Regions from separate parts of the Homo sapiens genome. Here region 1 is linked to region 2. A link is a loop called in an ENCODE intact Hi-C map of the cell type or tissue named here. Cell type or tissue: lower leg skin. All regions are shown on one strand. Links, peaks and the distances in the headings refer to the core of each region. The heading gives the core; the rest is flanking DNA.

Evidence for each region. Hi-C counts contacts between places; a loop is a spot of excess contacts. Peaks named below come from ENCODE experiments on the same cell type or tissue, not always from the same donor. Only the 100,000 strongest peaks of a DNase experiment are listed, where the experiment ranks them.
Region 1: it touches region 2 in a loop (14-fold over the local background); 1 of 110 quality-filtered maps calls a loop at or near these places.

The regions. Positions count from the first base shown.
Region 1 is chr18:7,150,498-7,160,997 of GRCh38, reverse strand. No RefSeq gene overlaps it. Among named protein-coding and RNA genes, the nearest start is that of LAMA1, 38 kb to the right of the region's middle. RefSeq lists an enhancer at 2,286-2,786. In lower leg skin, for the core only: no CTCF peak of the experiment used is centred there; a DNase peak (open chromatin) is centred at 5,677.
Region 2 is chr18:5,863,767-5,874,266 of GRCh38, reverse strand. The region is part of intron 4 of MIR3976HG (MIR3976 host gene); the gene reads right to left. Among named protein-coding and RNA genes, the nearest start is that of TMEM200C, 27 kb to the left of the region's middle. RefSeq lists a silencer at 5,773-5,822. In lower leg skin, for the core only: no CTCF peak of the experiment used is centred there; a DNase peak (open chromatin) is centred at 5,861.

The sequences.
Region 1 (10,500 bases), core at 4,628-7,127, 1.3 Mb before region 2:
GGATGGTTTTGATCTCCTGACCTCGTGACGCCCACCTCGGCCTCCCAAAATGCTGGGTTTACAGGCGTGAGCCACTGCCCCCGGCCTTTTTTTTTTTTTTTTTTTTTGAGATGAAGTCTCACTCTGTTGTCCAGGCTGGAGTGCAATGGCACGATCTTGGCTCACTACAACCTCTGCCTTCCAGGTTCAAGTGATTCTCCTGTCTCAGCCTCCTGAGTAGCTGGGATTACAGGCATGAGCCACCACACCCGGCTAATTTTTTGTATTTTGAGTAGAAATAGGGTTTCACCGTGTTGGCCAGGCTAGTCTCGAACTCCTGACCTCAAGTGATCCACCCGCCTCAGCCTCCCAAAGTGCATGGGCCACCACGCCGGGCCCAAAGAACAATATCTTCTATGTTATTTAAATAATGTCAAGACTAGACAGGAACAGCTTCCAGATGTGTGATGATAGCCCAATAAAACTAAAGACCAATCTTACATATGAATATTAAGGCCAAAGGAGCTAAATAAAGAATAAAGAATTATGGTAAATAATTCAGAATGCCATGACCAAGTGGTGGTTATGCCAGAAATGCAAAAAGAGAAAAATTATTAGAAAATACACTAATATATTTCACCATAATAATAGATAAAATGAGAAAAAGCATATGATATCTCTCTAGAGCAGCATGTCCAATAGGAAGATAAAGTGAACCACGTGGGTAATTTTAGATATTCTAGAAGCCACATTTCAAATAAGTAAAAAGCAACAGATAAAACAAATTTTAATGATATTTTATTTAACCCAATATATCTAAAATGTACTGTCCTAGCTCACCGCAATTCAGACACAAAATTTTCATTGGAAAAGCTTGATCTGCATTAAGATTTAGTGAAGTTTATGATACAAAAAAGTAGGTGTATATATCCAAGTTGCAAACATACTTGAGTTTTTCAGTAACTGAATTATCAGTCTTAAAATTTAGTTTAATTAAAATTAAATTAAAAATTCAGTTCCTCAATCACACTAGCCAAATTTCAAGTGTTTGTGAGCCAGCCACAGGAGGTAATGGTTACCTTATTGAACAGCACACTTCTAGATGACGAAAAAGAATTTGATAAAATCAGCATACATCCTTGAGTTTAAAATCTCTGTCTACCTCTCTGGGATTTCAAGCAGTTCTTTTTAGAGGCAACTAATGTTAACTGAGAGAAACCCTGAGGGAGACATCACTTGTATACTCCTTTTTTCCTTTTGAATTTGTATTAAGTTCATCATCTCACATCTCACAAATAAAGGGGGGAGGGGGGAGGGATAGCATTAGGAGAGATACCTAATGTAAATGACGAGTTAATGGGTGCAGCACACCAACATGGCACATGTATACACATGTAACAAACCTGCACGTTGTGCACATGTACCCTAGAACTTAAAGTATAATTTAAATATATATATATATATATATATATATATATATATATATATATATATAAACTAATCACTTTAAAATTTTTTTTGCTGGGTGTAGTGGCTCACACCTGTAATCCCAGCACTTTGGGAGGCTGAAGCAGGCGGATCATGAGGTCAAGAGATCGAGACCATCCTGGCCAACATGGTGAAACCCCATCTGTACTAAAAATACAAAAATTACCTGGGCATAGTGGCGTGTGCCTGTGGTCCCAGCTACTCAGGAGGCTGAGGCAGGAGAATTGCTTGAACCTGGGAGGCAGAGGTTGCAGTGAGCTGAGATTGTGCCACTGCACTCCAGCCTGGTGACAGAGTGAGACTCCCTCTCAAAAAAATAAAAAGAAAAAAAATTTTTTTTCATACAAAATTCTAACAAAACTTTTCATGAGTGTAAATGTCTTGGTAAAGAGTTTACTCTAGTGAGTGCAAATGTCCATGAGGTTTTTTCTGGGGGGGTGATAAAAATGTTTTAACATTATTGTAACAATGGTTGCATAACTAGTAAATTTACTATTAAAAGTCATTGAGTTGTACTCTTAAAAAATAAATGGATTTAATTGTATATAAATTATATCTCAATAAAGCTCTTAACATAAATAAGTTTACTCCATATATAGATTCATGTAGATAAAGCTATAACATATAGATATAGACATAGACACAAATACAGGTACAGACATAGAGAAAGTAACATAGAGATAATAACAAACATAACTTCCTGATTATCTATTATATATATATAATACTTATGGATATCATACTTAATGATAACAACTTTTCTAGACAGGCATTAGGGATCCCGTTTTACAGATTTAAAAAACTGCAGCTCAGAGATGTTGGGTGTAACTGATAGTAAGTGGCAGGGTGGAGATTTGAGCTTGGGCCATTCAAGGCCTGTTCTGGGTCCACTTTATTGCCTCTATTATGAGAATATCCCCCAAATAATCCAGCCTGGGAAGCCAGAGTACCAGAGCTTCCTGGTGTTCTATCCTGGGATGCAAACCATGAAACCATGGCTGATATCTGAAAGGAGGAGAAAGAGGGAAGATGTAGACAGTGGTTCGTGCCTCGGTGTGAGTCAGCGGACAAACATCCCCTCTAGAAACAGTGTCAAGCTCTGAGGAATGCCTGCCCTCCCACTGCATGCGCAGCCCGGGACTCCTGCTCCCTCATGTGCCTCAGTCTCCTGATTTGGGTCTTCCTCTCGCTCCCATGCCACACCCAACGTGTTCATTCCAACCCAGCCTTGTAACGAAGCCCTCCAGCCGCCACTGCTACCTAAAGTCATCCCACAGTTTACAGTTCCAATAGAACTGCAGCGAGCTCAGGACATCGGGAACTACCAGAGCAAGTTCTGCAAAACTGTCACCTTTTAAAGGGTTAAAGGTAACATGTACAGGTGATGACTGCTTTTTGCAAAGTTCAAAAGAACTTGGAGGAAGCAGTATGAAAGCAAGAGCTGGAGGTTTTTTTTGAGAAGATGGTAAAAGGAGTCAATAGCACTGCAAAGCCCTGCTGGGGCCTCCTTCCCCCACCAGCCCACGCCTCCAGAAATCAGAGCCACACTACGCCCCTGGCTGCAGTCTTGATAAAGTTTGCCTTGTTATCTTGAAAGAGAAAGACTTTGGGTTAGTGTGCTTTGCTTTGCTAAGGCTTTTATCAAAAGATAAGGCAAGCCGACTTGTGTGGAGGTTGTAGGGATCACCATTGCTAACACTGATAGGTTCAGGACAGGCCAACTGCTTGCCCTGACTGCCTCCTTTAGCTAGAAATTAGGGAGCAGGCATATGAACAGAGTCCACTGAAGACATTCCTCTTCCTCCTTCTCTCTCCCTCTGCTCAGAAATGAGCAGGCTCTACAATAACACTCTCAGAAGATGGAGAAATTGTCCCAGGTTGGGCCCAGAATTGGCTCTGTGAAGCAAACTAGGAATCCCCAGGTCTATTTCTTTGCCCCTTTGGAACACTTGGGAGGCCCCTGAAAGAGCACCATGTTAGTGCCCTCGAGCCATCTACCACCCTTCTGCCATTCGCTTTACCTTGTTCTGCTACCTGTCTTCATGACTTGCTCCCTTGCAAAGTATCTATTTAGTATTCAGATGTGAGTTAATTTAATTAAATCCCAGGAAGTAATGGAGATGGAGTTCTTCAATGGCTTCTTTTCTGGCACAAGACTAAATGCCCCAAACACTCAGGAAAGCACAGTAGTTAAAGTGGTGTCTCTCTTGCTTACAGTTTAATCGTTTCTTTTTTTCCTTCCCTAACATTAAATAGTACTTTGATTAAAGGTCACTCTTACACCTTAATAAATAAAAATGCTTACATTTCCCAAGTATGTTTATATTTCATTTCACATCACCAAGTAATCAAGTCCTTTTTTCATGTGACACACCCTAACTTTCTAATTAAATGACTGACATTTTATCCAAAACTTAGCCTTGAGAACGGGGAGAAGAAACAATGTATTCATCAATGTGTTGGTTCTTTTTGCTTGACACACAATCACTAAAAAGTCAGTGATACATAACTCAAACTTCCAATTTGTCTGTCCTGGAAACCATAAACTCTACACTCCAGCGGATAGCTCGACTGCATTCTTGTATTTAATGTTAATGTTAATCTGTTTCTCTTTCTTATAACAGAAAACTTGAAATTTGAGTAATTTATAAAGAAGACGAATTCATGTCTTACAGTTATGGAGGCTGAGAAGTCCAAGGTGAAGGGCCCACATCTGGTGGAGACTGTCTGCAGAGTCCCAAGGTGGGACAGGGCAGTCACCGCTTAAAACCCCACCTCTCTGCCGGGCGCAGTGGCACACGCCTGTAATCCCAGCTACTCGGGAGGCTGAGGCAGGAGAATCGCTTGAACCAGGGAGGCAGAGGTTGCAGTGAGCTGAGATTGCACCACTGAACTCCAGCCTGGTGACAGAGCAAGACTCCATAAAAAAAAAAAAACCAAAAAACAAAAAAACCCACCTCACAATAACGGGACTTTGGGAGCCCGGGTGTGGTGGCTCATGCCTGTAATCCCAACACTTTGGGAGGCTGAGGAGACTGGATCACCTGAGGTCAGGAGTTCAAGACCAGCCTGACCAAAATAGTGAAACCCCATCTCTACTAAAAATACAAAAATTAGCTAGGCATGGTGGTGGGCACCTGTAATTCCAGCTACTTGGGAGGCTGAGGCAGGAGAATCGCTTGAACCCAGGAGGCGGAGGTTGCAGTGAACTGAGATTGTGCCATTGCACTCCAGCCTGGGCGACAAGAGCGAAACTCCGTTTCAAAACAAAAAAAAAAAAGAAAGAAAAAAAGAAAAGAAAAGTTACTGTCTTGAGCCGAAGGACTGAAGAGTGGGTGTTGAGAGGAGATGGAACGGGGTTAGAGGAAAACCCTTGGACAAGTCCTAAATTTAGGGATGGGGTAATGTCATAGAGCTGTGGCAGAGACTGATATTTGCCTACCTGGCAATTATTCGTCTTGAAATTATTGCTTAGGTAAGGAACTTTGATTTTATTTGGTGTGAATAAATCCCCCACCTAACAAATTACATTGCCCAGCTTCCCTCGATGCCAGGACAGGGCACGTTCTGGCCAAAGAGATGTAAGTAAAAACGTGGAACTTGGAAGTAAATTAACTTAACAGAAGCTGAATCTGGAAGTCACACCTTTTTCGTTATTTTCCTGCTTGTTACCCTGAGTGCAGACATGTTGGTTGAAGCTCCAGCAATCGTACTGGGCCCTGAGGTGATATTCAGGTGAAGCCTCAAAGCGAGAATGATGGAGCAGAAAGAATGAAACACCCTGGGTTCCCGAAGATTTTCTGAAAGTCCTTATCAGTCCTGGACTAGCTACCTCTGGAGCTCTTCTGTGTGAGAAAACAAACACTTGTGTTTTTAAGCCATGATTGTATTGAGTTTTCTTTTATATGCAGTTGAATTTTATATGAACTGATATAAAACTGAACAGAGTCAATGGCAAAGAAAAGAGAGGCCAGAAGGTGAGCTTGTCGAGTGCAAATAGGGCCAGGGAATTAGAGCACGCTGAGGTTAAAAGACACACAATAAGGAGGAAGGTATTTTTGACACATGTGACTGAATGGCTATCAAGGTGATGTCCTCAAATCCAGCTCCTTTTAAAATCTTTTATTCCTTTAAGATCAAATTGAAATGCATGGGTCCCCACCCCATCGGCCTCACCTACCGTGGGAAGTCGGTGCCTGCTGCCATCTCCAGAGTGTCTCCTGGAGGAGGCCACGGTCTGGTCCCTGCTCACTTCTTGTTCAGAATCCCTGTCCTGAGGACCTCTCAGGGGCCAGGCAGCAACTTGCCACTTTCCTCTTCTTCACCTCCTCACCCTGGACACCACCTCCTGCCTCATCCCACAGAGCTTCTCAAACACAAGGCGATTTCAGCAGAGTGAGGTTTTGAAGTGCAACAGAACACACCTCTGTTATACAATTTCTCCACCTACAACTACAAAGAAATCACATTTGTGTGTGTGTGCGTGTGTGTGTGTGTGTGTGTGTGTGTGTGTGTGTATATGTGTAGTAGAGATGGGGTTTCACCATGCTGGCCAGGCTGGTCTCGAACTCCTGACCTCCAGTGATCTGTCTGCTTCAGCCTCCCAAAGTGCTGGGATCACAGGCGTGAGGCACTGCACCTGGACAAGAAATCACAATCTATGGCAGTTCCCTCATGGTCCTACCTCCCGCCGTTTCACTTGAACCCCTGCCAAGACCCTGCCCTCTCCTCTCTCAATTCTCCCATCCAGTCCAGGCATCTCACAACCTCATCTTCCCAGCTTCTCTATTAGGGAAAAATTTAAGGGTTGCATCATTGCTTTAAAAAATATTCTTGTGAGCACAGAAATTTGGTTTTCTTTGTTGTAACCCAGCCTACGGAGATTACCTGCGGGAGAACTCATCACAGCCAAAGGCTCGTATGGTGTTTTTACAAAACAAAAGGGACCTGAATCCCAGATCTCCATCCTGGCAACAGGAAAGAACAGGCTAAAGCTTTGAAATGAAGGTTTCTTTTTATTTATTTATTTATTTATTTATTTATTTTTTATTATTATACTTTAAGTTTTAGGGTACATGTGCACATTGTGCAGGTTAGTTACATATGTATACATGCGCCATGCTGGTGCGCTGCACCCACTAACTCGTCTTCTAGCATTAGGTATATCTCCCAATGCTATCCCTCCCCCCTCCCCCCACCCCACAACAGTCCCCAGAGTGTGATGTTCCCCTTCCTGTGTCCATGTGCTCTCATTGTTCAATTCCCACCTATGAGTGAGAATATGCAGTGTTTGGTTTTTTGTTCTTGCGATAGTTTACTGAGAATGATGATTTCCAATTTCATCCATGTCCCTACAGAGGACGTGAACTCATCCTTTTTTATGGCTGCATAGTATTCCATGGTGTATATGTGCCACATTTTCTTAATCCAGTCTATCATTGTTGGACATTTGGGTTGGTTCCAAGTCTTTGCTATTGTGAATAATGCCGCAATAAACATACGTGTGCATGTGTCTTTATAGCAGCATGATTTATAGTCCTTTGGGTATATACCCAGTAATGGGATGGCTGGGTCAAATGGTATTTCTAGTTCTAGATCCTTGAGGAATCGCCACACTGACTTCCACAATGGTTGAACTAGTTTACAGTCCCACCAACAGTGAAATGAAGGTTACTTTCAACTCGGTCAGATCTCAGACTTGGGCAGTTTCACTCTCCCTCTAAGTGGAAGGAGTCAGTGGAACATTGCTGTTTTCATATGGCCAGAGCAGCGGCCCAGGACTCATGATTCCTATTTCTCTTCCTGACTTACATGACAAAGTGTTAATATCTCTTAGACAATAAACCCTTGCATATTAATAGGTAATTAATATCCTCATAGAAAAGTAGCCATACAAGTTATTCAAAAAAGAAAACATACATATGGGCAATTAATTTATTAATTATTATTTTTATTTATTTATTTTTGAGACGGAGTTTCACTCTTGTTGCCCAGGCTGGAGTGCAATGGCACGATCTTTGTTCTGCAACCTCCGCCTGCAACCTCCGCCTCTCGGGTTCAAGTGATTCTCCTGCCTCAGCCTCCCGAGTAGCTGGGATTACAGGCGTGCACCACCACATCCGGCTAATTTTTTGTATTTTTAGTAGAAACAGGGTTTCACCATGATGGCCAGGCTGCTCTCGAACTCCTGACCTCAGATGATCCACCCGCCTCGGCCTCCCAAAGTGCTGGGACTACAGGCATAAGCCACCGTGCCCGGCCCTATTATTATTTTGAGAGGGAGTTTCATTCTTGTTGCCCAAGCTGGAGTGCAATGGCATGATCTCAGCTCACTGCAACCTCTGCCTCCTGGGTTCAAGCAATTCTCCTGCCTCAGCCTCCCCAGTACCTGGGATTACAGGCACATGTCACCCTGACTATCTAATTTTTTGTATTTTTAGTAGAGACGGGATTTCACTATGTTGGCCAGGCTGGTCTCCAATGCCTGACCTCAGGTGATCCACCTGCCTCGGCCTCCCAAAATGCTGGGATTACAGGCGCGAGCCACCGCGCCTGGCCAAATTTATTACTTAACATCTCTTAGCATTATGCAATCAAAAATGCAAATGTAATAACTATGTATACTTTTTATTATAATGTTAGCAAAGGCAACACTTTATTATAATGTTGACAATATGTCAGCATGGGTGAGAGTGGAGAGGAAGTAGCTATTCTCATACACTGGTAGTGCACATCCTTATTTTGGCTTGTATCCATCTGCCTCCCAGGCCTTTGGGGGCTTGCAAAAGCTCCAGATACCACAAGAGTAGCTTTGCTTCTTAGCACTGCAGATCATCTTGGCTTCCCTTCTGAAGGCCAGCCTCTGGCATGTGGATCTAGCTTCCCTAGCAGCTGCCCTCTACCTGCAAGGAAAGAGAAGTTAGCACCCCATGACCAATGGGAGACAACAGCTGGTAATTTCTCCGCCTCATTTTTTCCAACAGACTGTTCCAAGGCACAGTGGTTTCCTATGACATTTCCAGAAACACTCTCCTTGCAAAGCAACTGAGTTTTTGCAAGAAGCTATGACCAGCTGTGTAAAACATCTCTTTAATTTGCTCTCTTTCCTTCTTATTTCCTTTTTTCCCTCTTTCTAGCTCTCTCAAGACAGCAAACCCCCAATAGCCTATTCACATGTAAGCTATGCATCAGACTCAGTTTTCTAAGACACTAGAAAGATGGTAAAGTAGTATAACTTTTTTGGAGGACAGTTTGGCAAAACACATCAAATTGTAAAAGAATGTATGTACTTTTTATTGTGGTAAAATAAATAACATAAAATCTACCATTGTAACTGCTTTAAGTGTATAGTGCAGTGGCATTAAGTACATTCACACCGTTGTGCAGTCATCATCACCATCCAGAACTTTTTCATGATTGCAAACTGAAACTCTGTACCCATTAAACAGCAGCGCCCCTTTCTTCCTTCCCTCTAGCCCCTGGTAAGCACCAGTCTACTTCCTGTCTGTAGGAATCTGACCACTCTAGGTGCCTCAGATAAGTGAAATGACAGAGTATTTGTCCTGCTGTGTCTGGCTTACTTCACTTGGCATTCTGTCTTTAAAGTTCATCCATGTTGTACCATAACATGTGTCAGAATTCCCTTCCTCCTTCATAAGTCTGAAGAATATTCGATTGTGTATATATATATGTGTGTGTGTGTGTGTGCACACTACAATTTGTTTTTGTTTTTGTTTCTGAGATGGAGTCTCCCTCTTGTTGGCCAGGCTGGAGTGCAATGGCACGATATCCGCTCACCGCAACCTCTGCCTCCCGGGTTCAAGCAATTATCCTGCCTCAGCCTCCGAGTAGCTGGGATTACAGGCATGCACCACCACGCCTGGCTAATTTATGTATTTTTAGTAGAGATGGGGTTTCTCCATGTTGGTCAGGCTGGTCTCGAACTCCCGACCTCAGGTGATCTGCCCGCCTCCTCGGCCTCCCAAAGTGCTCGGATTACAGGCATGAGCCACTGTGCCCAGGCAACATGTATATACTTTGTAACACAGGAATCTCACTTCTAGAAAGTTAACCTGAGGAAATGAAAGGCATCTGCAGTGCTTCTGCCTAGTTAACATTTTAATATTCAATCTTCATTGATATTTGTGTTTCTCTGTTGATATATTTACACAATATACATTTTTGTATATGTACATACAAAAAGCTCAATACATTTTAAATGAAAGATACATGTAAAAGTCTTGAGTGACATTCCAGATATAACAGGTAGAGCACTAATGTCTTGTGAAGACATTTTCCGAGTCAAGCTGAGTGTCACCACCAGGTGACACACGACACAACATGTCACACCTCACATGTTGTTGGGGCTAAAAGAAGCGTCAGAACAAAACTAATCACACAGCGGTCATATTCTTGAATTATCTTCAGAACATAATGTTTTAAGCATTTAATCTTATCATATGTGTAACAGAGAATCTGACTGGTCTTTGTCCTCAGTTCCTAGGAGGTAACCTCTACACTCTTGGAATTTCCAGAGTGATTGGCATTTATTTGTTATTCATGGCAGGCCATGGGACTACACCTGACAGTTGATGCTAACCAGGTGACTTGTGCTGGGCCTCTCCATACTTTATACTGACAAGACGGCTCAGTATGGGGAATGGCCACAGCAGAAAGACCAACCATGTGATTATAGGACTGGGGCTTTGAGTCATGTAATATCAGTGTGACCTCTGAAGAAAGGCAGGGACTGGAGATGGAGTCACATGGGCAACGATTCAATAAGAAACACCATTAAAACTCTGGACACTGAAGCCCAGGTTAGCTTCCCTGGTTAAGAGTACTCTGTCCAGGGCCGGGCACAGGGCCTGTAATCCCAGCATTTTGGGAGGTCGAGGCAGGCGGGTCACTGGCAATCAGGAGTTTAAGACCAGTTTGGCCAACATGGTGAAACCCCATCTCTACTAAAAATACAAAAATTAGCTGGGTGTGGTGCATGCCTGTAGTCCTAGCTACTCAGGAGGCTGAGGTGGG
Region 2 (10,500 bases), core at 4,910-7,409:
ACAGGAGGGAGAAGCTGTCATCAGAATCACCTTAAATCCAATGCTCCTTTTGATTCCATCACAATGACTGATGGGGAAAACTCAGACTTACCTCAACTGCCAGGGTGCTAAAGGGATTTCAGAATCATGTAGTTCATCTCTGCCTTCTTGGTTCAAGGTTAAGATAGCCTCATCACAGCCCCTGTGGGTGACTTTCTTCCCACTGATCCCGTCCCCTTGAGTGCAAATATAAAGTAGAGCATACCCAGTGCATTAGTCTGCTAGGGATGCATAACAAAATACCGCAGGGTAAGTGGCTTAAACAACAGAAATTTATTATTTTTTTTCATAGTTCTGGAGGCTAGAAACCCAAGACAAAGCATCTGGCAGGTTTGTTTTCTCCTGGGCTTCTCTCCGCAGCTTGCAGGTGGCCATCTTCTCCCTGTGTCTTCATATGGTCTCACAGAGGCATGGTCTCTGTCTCTATGTCCAAATTTCCCCTTCATATAAGGACACTGGTCAGATTGGATTAGGACCCATCCTAATTACCCCACTTCAACTTAATCAGCCCTTTAAAGGCTCTATCTCCAAATGTGATCACATTCTAAAGTCCTGGGGGTTAGGACTTCAGCATGTGAATTTTGGGGAGATGCAATTCTGCCCATAACACCCAGAAAGAAATAAGTTCTGCTGGGGCAGCCTTCCATGAAGCCTCCTGCTTAGCTACCTTCTCATTGAAGACACCAAAACCTTCCCTGTCCCTGTCACTTATTTATAACAATACCTGAAAGAGTTCTTTAACTCAGGGCTTTATAAAGACAATAAAAAGATTGAAAATGATTGATCAAATTTCATGGTATGAGAATGAAATAGACTTTCCAGTTTTCATAAGTATAGTTATACTTACATGTACACACATAAAAGTGTCATGCAGTACAATTCCAGTATAAATATAACTTAATAAAAATTGGGGAAATTCTAAACTGTCAATCTAAAATGAGTGACAGAGACCAACTCTTCAAAGCAAAGAATTCATTCAGGAAGAGCAAGGGATTGCAATGAAAGATATGTGTGCTATGGCAGACCATAGGCACATCAAAGTGGAATGGGGAAAGTGAAAGCTCTTAAGAAAAAAAGGAGTCCGCAGAAGCTGTTTTGAAACAAACCATTGGTTACAGGGCCTTGTTGCAGGAGCTGGCATTAGCTCATGGGTGGAGGCAGCTGTTGTGAGGAAAGTTTCTTTGTGCAACCGGCTTATCTGGAATGCTGCAGCTTTGAGGAATTCCTTGCACAACTGCCATCATAGGCAGGCGTGCAGGAGGTCCCTCTTTCATGGCCTCCTGGCTTCATGTATTAAGATTTGACATTGGTGACTCCACTTTGATACTGATAATTTTCCCAAAACTATTTGTGGCTAAGTAAATTGTTTCTCTCTGAATTCTTTTTTCATCATCCAGGTGTAGTGTCCAGAGCTCTCATCACCTTTTCTGTGCCTTTCTGCACCCTGCAGGAGGGTCTCCACTACCAATGGCAAAAAGGACTTTGCCTTTGGTCTTATAATTGCTTCAAGCATGTAATGCAAATCCCCACATTCATTCACTGCTAAAAATTTTGCTTCTTCCAGGGAACTCTGCTTCTTCCAGTAGACAGCATGCAAAATGCCTGCTGTCAGTTGCTTATTACCCAGGAAGTGGGCCTCTCTGTCTGGGTGTAAATCAACTGCTTTCTCTATCTTTGTTGTGCTGTAGGGGTGGGAGGGTGATATAGTCCACAGCTTTTGGTTGGTGGAGTGACTATCTTCATCTTGGTAACCCATTGAAAACAGAGCCTGAGACATGGATTTGCGTGGAGATTGTTCATTACCTTCTTCTACAACTGCCTTCCTCTACAACTGCCTTCCTGGCCAAGAGTTGAGAGCTGATAGTGTGAATGTCCTAACCTGCTGGTTTGGATCAAATAACCTCAACTAGCTAAAGGCTAGACTCCTTACCTGCTCGAAAAGCACATAGTGCAAAACTGAAGCCCACACTTCGCTGAAAGATCAGGGCCTCTGAATTGGCCTGGAGATCTTTAAATGTTAACTTAATTTTAATCAACATATTTTCATTGGCATAGGTCCTTGAGTTCTCCAAGTATTATAATGGTATGTGAGTTTTGAGGAGCCACTTTTAACCCCTTTGACCTCACACACATATATTACAGCTGGGGTGAATGGCATGTGGGTGCAGCACAGAACCCCTGAGAAGGTAAAGAGCACCTGTTTAGCAATTTCAGTTCTCCTGCATGCTGTGTCCCATGGGAGTTAAGAACCTAAACCAATATGTACTGAAAATAAAGTTTTAAATCATATGCACCAGAACTTCTGAAAACCAAAGCAAATACTGCCTAAATAGACTAATACTGAAAAAAAAAAAAAAAAACAGATGTGAGCACATAGTGTATGGACAGAATGGAAAACCTAGATTTGGAGATAATTCCAGGTACAAGGAAGCAGAGAGATGAACCCACAGGAAGAGTTGAAAAAGCCTGCAGTTTTCAAAGGGAAGTTCTTATTTTCTGTAACTATTTCTATAGCTGCTGCTTTTCTGCTGTTGTGATTATTTATAGACAGTCAAAAGAGTCTCTCTTTTTCATGTGTACGTTCCAATTAAAATCTGGCAGCAATTCATCAGACCTGTGAAGGCAATGCTGTAACTGTGTCAGCATCACAGATAACTTGTGCAACCTGGTGCCAGCTCCTCAAATTCAGTTTCTTTCTCAGTAAAAAATAAATATTTGGAGCCCTTTATTGATAAGGTAAGCAGTGAAAGGGCTTGGCCATGGGACAAAATATTTTGACAAAGTCTTCATGGTGGTTTTCATCGTCGGTCTCTCCATGTGTGTCCAGTTCCAGAAACAAAAGTTCTACCCCAATGTTGTGCTCCCGCTTTGAGCAAAAATATTATTTCTGTGGAATATAAATTTTCTTTCAGCTTCTCACAGTTCAATGATTCCTGGCAACATCAAAGAACTGAGACAACAAAATGAGATGCTTTCTGAACACAAAGAAGCCGGGTCCTTCAGTTTCTTTCAAGAAATAATGGTGTCAGCAACACCTCTCAGCTGAGATTATCATCATCACAAATGGCCCTAACCAACTGGAGAAATGCCGAGTGGTTATAGCATGGGCAGACATGATATTTTCAAGCCAGAACACATCTAGCATTTGAAGATATTAAGATTTCCTGTTATTTTGTAATGATTACTGCATCTTACATACTTGGGAGAGAAGAACAATGAAATATAAGAAAAACCTGAAAATGAATAATTGTTGGGAAGAATGATTTGTTTAAATAATAAAGAGCATCCGTGGGGAATGCTGTTCCACAAATATTACCCCAAAACTGTGTGACTTGAGGAATGGCACAGGAGATGGATTTTTCTTTTGTGTGTGAACAAAAGCGAGATAAATCCCAACAAATTGCACAATGCCTCTTCCATTCTCATCCACGTATGTAACCTCGTTTCCTTCTCTTTGGAACTGACCACCATGACCATGTCCTGGCCTCATGGAGCCAGATACAAGTCAGTAAATGTAACTTTGGGAAACAAAACAAGAAAAGCTGACTGCTTCCTAAGGCTCATGCGTGTCCACATTCAGTGATGAGGGATGGACTTCCTGTTCCTCAGCAGAGAAGTATGGAGTCCACCCACAAGTTGGTATGTGAACTTATTATTCAAGCCAAGTAAGTTAATCCACGTGGGGATATAAATTTATTCAAGCAGATTTGAGTCAGTGTTGATCTGAAAAGGTAGGTGTTGATACCAAGTACCAGAGTTCCCACCTAAAATAAATCCACACTTATCACAGATCAGCGGTTCTCAATGAGGGGTGATTTTTTGGTCCCCCAGGGAACACTTGGCAATGTCTGGAGACATTTTTGGTTGTCACAGCTGGTGAGTGTGTGTGCAAGTGTGCATGCGTGCACTTGCTCATGCTTCTGGTATCTAATTGGTAGAGGCCAGGGGTGTTGTTAAATACCCCATAATACACAGGACAGCCCTCTCCCCTCCACCCAACAAAGAATTATTTGGCCCAAAATGTCAACTGGTGTTCAGGATAAGAAATGCTGTGATATGTTAAAGATAGCCGCAAATGTTTTTCAGCTTCTTTCATCAGGAATGGAATTTATTCCTGCCTGTGACTTGCCCTGACTACTAGAATGCAGTGGGTGTCATGTTCAAATGCCAGAGCTGAAATCTCAAGGGGCCTTTTAGCTTCTGCTTTTGCCCCTTGGGGATGCTGCCCTGAGACCATCATACCAGAAAGAAGCCCAAGATGAAAGTCCAGGAGATTAAAAGACCCATTTGTCCCACATACACCTACAAGGTCAGCCGACTGAACCCCCAGCCAACCCACAGCATAGTGAGAAATAATACATGACTGTCTTAAGCCAACAAAATGTGGGTCATCATGCTATACAGCAATAGATAACTGAAACAGTTCTAATAAAAGATAACTTGAGTGTGGATAGAGCTTAATTTCCCCAGTGTTTCCTAAGCAATGGGTCATCAGATATTTCTAATAGGCCCAATGGAAGTGGCCCCAAGAATGCAGCATGTAAAGCAATTGCTCCTTTTCCTCCATTGACACAACCAATCACATTGTGTGGGAATTTCTGGGAAAATCTCTCTTCACTAGTGAAAATATTCTAACTACCACTGGGTCTTGCTTTCACTTCTTCCTCTTTGTCTTGAGTCAGCAGTGACTGGGATGTCTTTAGGGGAAGAGAAGAGGATAGAAAAGCATCACAGTGAAGAATGGAAATCCCTGGTAAGTCATTTTGTGGTTGTATCCTTCTTGCATTCCACATTCAGTCCTTGGGAGAACCCCAAAGAGATTGTGATTCCACCCAAAAGCACTAGAAGATGGTCCTTTGCAGTCGCTCACACCCCTGTGAGCTGTAAACTCAGCAAGATGCCAAGGACCCGCTCGAATGTGGCCTGAAGGACATTGGGAGTGAAGAGGAGCACAGGTATCTTCTGCACTCTTGTCGGGCAGAGGATTCCCAGCCCTGCAGGGGCTGACAAAGCTCTCTCCTCTCCTCTCTGCCTCCTGAGAAGCTCTAGTTCTCTACTCCGGCCCACAATTGTGCAGCGTAAGAAATCAGGTGCAGAGCTTCCTCCACCCCAACGTCCTGTCCCACAAGAGCAGAACCTTTTTGAAAGCTGGCTGAGGGGAATCTGGGGCTGAGGTGCTTCATCATCAACAATGAGCGTCCTCCGGGATGGGGCTGACTGCAGTGTGGAATAAGGAGGCCTCTGTGTTGTGAGGCAATCGTTTTGCAAAACAGCTGAGTGAACCACGATTGACTGTAGCCTCAAGCGCCTCTGCTCCAGCCCTGCTCTGTGCTTCAGGGGTGGGTGGAGGAGGCAGGGCAGTCAGTGTCTTTCCCAGGTGAGTCTACCGAGTGGGGAAGGAGGCTCACTGATGTGAGTACGGAGCAGGAGGCACATGGAGAGTCGCCGGCAGTTGAACCAGATCTTTGAGGGAATGAAAGAGACCAGCATGGCCCCTGCCAATTACGCATGGCACCTGCGGTCAGGTCGCTTTCAGTTCCCTCATGCGTCAGGGATTCTCAACCCTGGCTACACATTAGAATAGTCTGGGATTTTTTTTTTTTTCTCTAGACCCATCTCTAGAGAATCTGATAAAAATGATCTGAGCTGAGATCCTGGCTTCAGTAGCTCCTAATGTGCACATATTTGTTTGTTACTTTGTTTGGGGGTGGAAAACAACTATTCTTTCATTCTGTGTTCTGGATTAAGGCTCTTGCCTTCTTCAGACCTTGGACAGCTCACAGAGGGTTACACCCTCGGCCTTAGTGCCAGGAAAAACTCACAAGAGTCCTACTGCGCCCTCTTGTGTCAGCCATGATACCGTACAGTTCCTAAGGAAAACGTTTTATTACACAAGTTACCGCCAGAGAAGAAAAACATACAAAAAAGAAAAAAATATACAAGTAACCTGTAATCCTCACTGTTAGACAACATATGTATATCTTTGCAGAATTTTTGATAAATTTTGTTCTTTCCAAAAATAGAAGGTTGTGTACGCTGTCTTGTTAACATTTTACTTAATAACCATGAATATGTTTTCGTGTAAATGAATTTAAATTCTGTATTATTTTAATTGCTTGTGCAACTGAATAGTATTTCACATGCAATGGTAGCAAAAATATTTAACATTTATTGGGCACTTACTACATGCCAGGAACTGTAGTTAGTACTTGGCATAGATAATCTCATTGTATATGCACAGCATCCATATGAAGTAGGTATTAAAATTATTCCCATTTTATAGATAAGGACATCGATGTTAATTTCCCTAAGTGGCATAACCAGAATGCAACATAAGCATTTTACTCTATATTACCAGGTACATTCAATCTATCCCTTACTGTCGTCGTATTGTTGCTTCCTTTGGAAATTGTCTTCTTTTCTTTCTCTCTCTCTCTCTCTCTCTCTCTCACACACACACACACACACACACACACACACACACGCCATAGGACTGTTTCCTTATTCCTTATGCTAGACTCTTGGATGGATTCATGGATTAAAGGTATGAATTTTAATGGTTTTACATCTCTTACCAAAATTTCTTCTAAAAATGACACATTATACTCTCAGCAGAAGGCTAATGGAATGTATGTTGTGTATTCTTGTGTTTTAAAAAGTATCAGCTTTAATTTCTAACATAGTATGGGATATACTAGTATATACTAAATTGGAATACACTATTTTACATACACGTAAACAAATGCGTTTTAGGGTCTAAGTAATTTTTAAGAGTGTAAAAGATTTCTGATGCCAAAAGCTTAGAGCACTGCTGCCCTAGGAAGAGAAGCCAGAGTCCATTTGTATGCCCGCCACCTGCGCATCAACACCCTCTTCTCCTACTCCTCTCTTTTTGGTCCATAGACTCACCTTGGCTGTAGGAGCCACTCTTTCCTGTCAAAAAGGCCTTTTTAATTATTTGCATTTTTATGTCCATCCCTCACTTGTGTCAATAGGTGTAGCAACCATGCAGCCCTACATTTTCAGACACAGTTTTGTTCTTCTATTACTCTCTCTTAGCCTTCCAAGAATGCTGAGATAGGATCAGCCTGTGTCCGAGGAGGAGCAACATGGTGCTGTGGAAAGAGAATTGGGTGTGAACAGCACTTCTATTAGTGACCAGTTTGGAAACTATGGGTAGGTTACTTAATCACTTTACTCTAGGTTTCCTTATCCATAAAAATGAGAACATTATCTACATTTTTAGGATAGAGAAAATTAAATGAATTAGATATTTAGTGCCAAGCTAGGCAGAGAACAGGAATTGGACAATGTCTAGTATTTCCCTGAGTCTGTATTCATCCCTTTATTTTCAACTTTTTAAAATGCCTTTGTGTTTTACATATGGCTCTTGTAAATATCATATAGCTGGATTTTTAAAACATCCAACCTGACAATCTCAGTATAACTGGAGAGTTTTATTCATTAACTTGCTTTTCTTTTTCATTTTATCACCTACTCATGTATGCTTCTTCAATGTATTGTTTAGTCTTGGTTTTTTGAATTTACAAAATTGCCATCACACTAAATTGACTCCTCTGTGAATTTGCTTCTTGCACTCTCCATTATGTTTTGAGATCATGCATATTATTGTGTGAAGCCATAGTTTATTCAATTTCTTCAGTGTGTAGCTCATTCTGTGACTATATCAAAATGTATCTCTCTGTTGTGTTGAGTTAGATATCTGGATTACCTCTGGTAGCATTATATATATATACACACACACATATATACACACATGTGTGTATAGATACACATACACACATACACACGTGTGTGTATATATATATATACTCATGTATATATACACACACATACACACACACACACACACACACACACATATATATATTCATTCATTCATGCTGGTATGATAAATACCCCCATGAGAATGTCTCCCAGTGCATATGTGCAGGATTTTCTAGAAGTGAAATTGCAGACCCCAGGGTAGACATATGTTCTATTTACCAGGCAATGCTACACTGTTTTTTTTTTTCTTTTTTACCTCTGTGACATACAATGATTTTGTGTAACAATTATAATTATTAATGATAACACACACTAAATCATATCAGAATTATAGGAGTTTCCCATTATTTTGGAACACATATCAGTAACATATTTATACAAATCAGCTCAAAGAAAGCCAAACAGCATTTCATATTTGACAATGCTTCCTGTGTGATCTTTATACCAAATAAGCCAAATTTCACCCTTTGCATTAGTGTACTATTAATGTCAACCCGAATTCTTAATAACATCTTATAGACAAATCTATCCAATCTTAATCAGTTTGAGCATAAGGTAAGATTCTCATAAACCTTTTATAACCGGTTACAATTTTCATTAAAGAGCAGATCAGTGTTCTAAGAAAACCCCTTTATTTATTTATTATTATTATTTTATTATTTATTGTGATATATATTTTAATATTATATACCATATAATATGACATATTGTATTATATTAATATGATATATTATATCTTATTATTTTATCATTTTATTGTTTATTATTAATTAATAATTAATTTTATTTATCTTATTTTATATTTGCTTTTATTTTAATATTCAATTTACAGAAAAAGTGAGTAATACCCCTTTAACTTTAGCAAATATGTTCACACACAGAATCTCTTTTACAATTAATTCTTTATAAACCTTCCACAACTTGTTCAAACGTTTAGATATTTTCTATCTCACTTAAAACAATCCTTTAACTCTCTAAACTTAAGCAGGAAATGCACATTCCCTTGGCTTCTTATAGTCTTTTACTAAAAGTATATTCTGCTTTCCTTACATGCCTTGTGTGTAGAACTGTTTCTCTAGTAGTCTCAGATACATGTTACAATGTTAACTCTTAGCAACGTTTACTTTTGGTGAAAAATCTGGTTAGTAAGCAATTGTGTGAAGCCTAGGACAGCAGACAAAAGTGCAGATAAGGCCTGACTCTTTCCAACATGCTAGGGGGTATGGCTAACTCCACATGTCCCCAGGCCTTATCTAGAATCTAATACTCCAAAGTAGGTAAACTGAACAATTTTTAAAACTTAAAGAAGCAGTTTATGACCTTAAAGCATTTAGGACACCTAATATCTGACCTGCCTAATTTAGACCAAATATCTAAATTTTGAAGACATTTTAATTTTACCAATAACCTTTAAAACTGTCTTTATTTCCCAAAGCTTACTAAAGTCAGATGAACCAAAAGACACTGTAGCTTTTCTTTGTCTGACAAAATATGTGATTTAAGCTCTTATTACTTTTAAACCAATTAATCAAAACTCTTTCACATATAAACAGCACACACACAACACATACAAATAGACAGACAGAAGAGGATACAGTAGTTGTATAATTTTTCATTCACCAGTTTCTTTCTTTTTGTTTTAATTAATTCTAGGGTACATGTGCATAACGTGCAGATTTGTTACATAGGTATACATGTGCCATATTGGTTTGCTGCACCCATCAACTCGTCATTTACATTAGATATTTCTCCTAATGCTATCCCTCCCCCAGCTCCCCACCCCCCAACAGGCCCCAAGTGTGATGTTCCACACCCTGTGTCCAAGTGTTCTCCTTGTTCAGTTCCCACCTATGAGTGAAAACATCCAGTGTTTGGTTTTTGTCCTTGTGACAGTTTGCCGAGAATGATGGTTTCCAGCTTTATCCATGTTCCGCGAAGTACGTGAACTCATCCTTTTTTTTATGGCTGCATAGTATACCATGGTGTATATGTGCCATATTTTCTTAATCCAGTCTATCTTTGACGGACATTTGGGTTGGTTCCAAGTCTTTGCTATTGTGAATAGTCCTACAATAAACATACGTGTGCGTGTGTCTTTATAGTGGCATGATTTATAATCCTTTGGGTTTATACTCAGTAATAGGATCACTGGGTCAAATGGTATTTCTAGTTCTAGATTCTTGAGGAATCGCCACTGTCTTCCACAATGGTTGAACTAATTTACACTCCCACCAACCGTGTAAAAGTGTTCCTATTTCTCCACATCCTCTCCAGCATCTGTTGTTTCCTGACTTTTTAATGATCACCATTCTAACTGGAGTGAGATGGTATCTCATTGTGGTTTTGATTTGCATTTCTCTGATGACCAGTGATGATGAACTTTTTCATGTGTCTGTTGACTGCATAAATATCTTCTTTTGAGAAGTGTCTGTTCATATTCTTTGCCCACATTTTGATGGGGTTGTTTGTTTTTTACTTGTAAATTTGTTTAAGTTCTTTGTAGATTCTGGATATTAGCCCTTTGTCAGGTGGGTAGACTGCAAAAATTTTCTCACATTCTGCAGGTTGCCTGTTCACTCTGATGGTGGTTTCTTTTGCTGTGCAGAAGCTCTTTAGTTTAATTAGATCCCATTTGTCTATTTGGCTTTTGTTGCCATTGCTTTTGGTATTTTA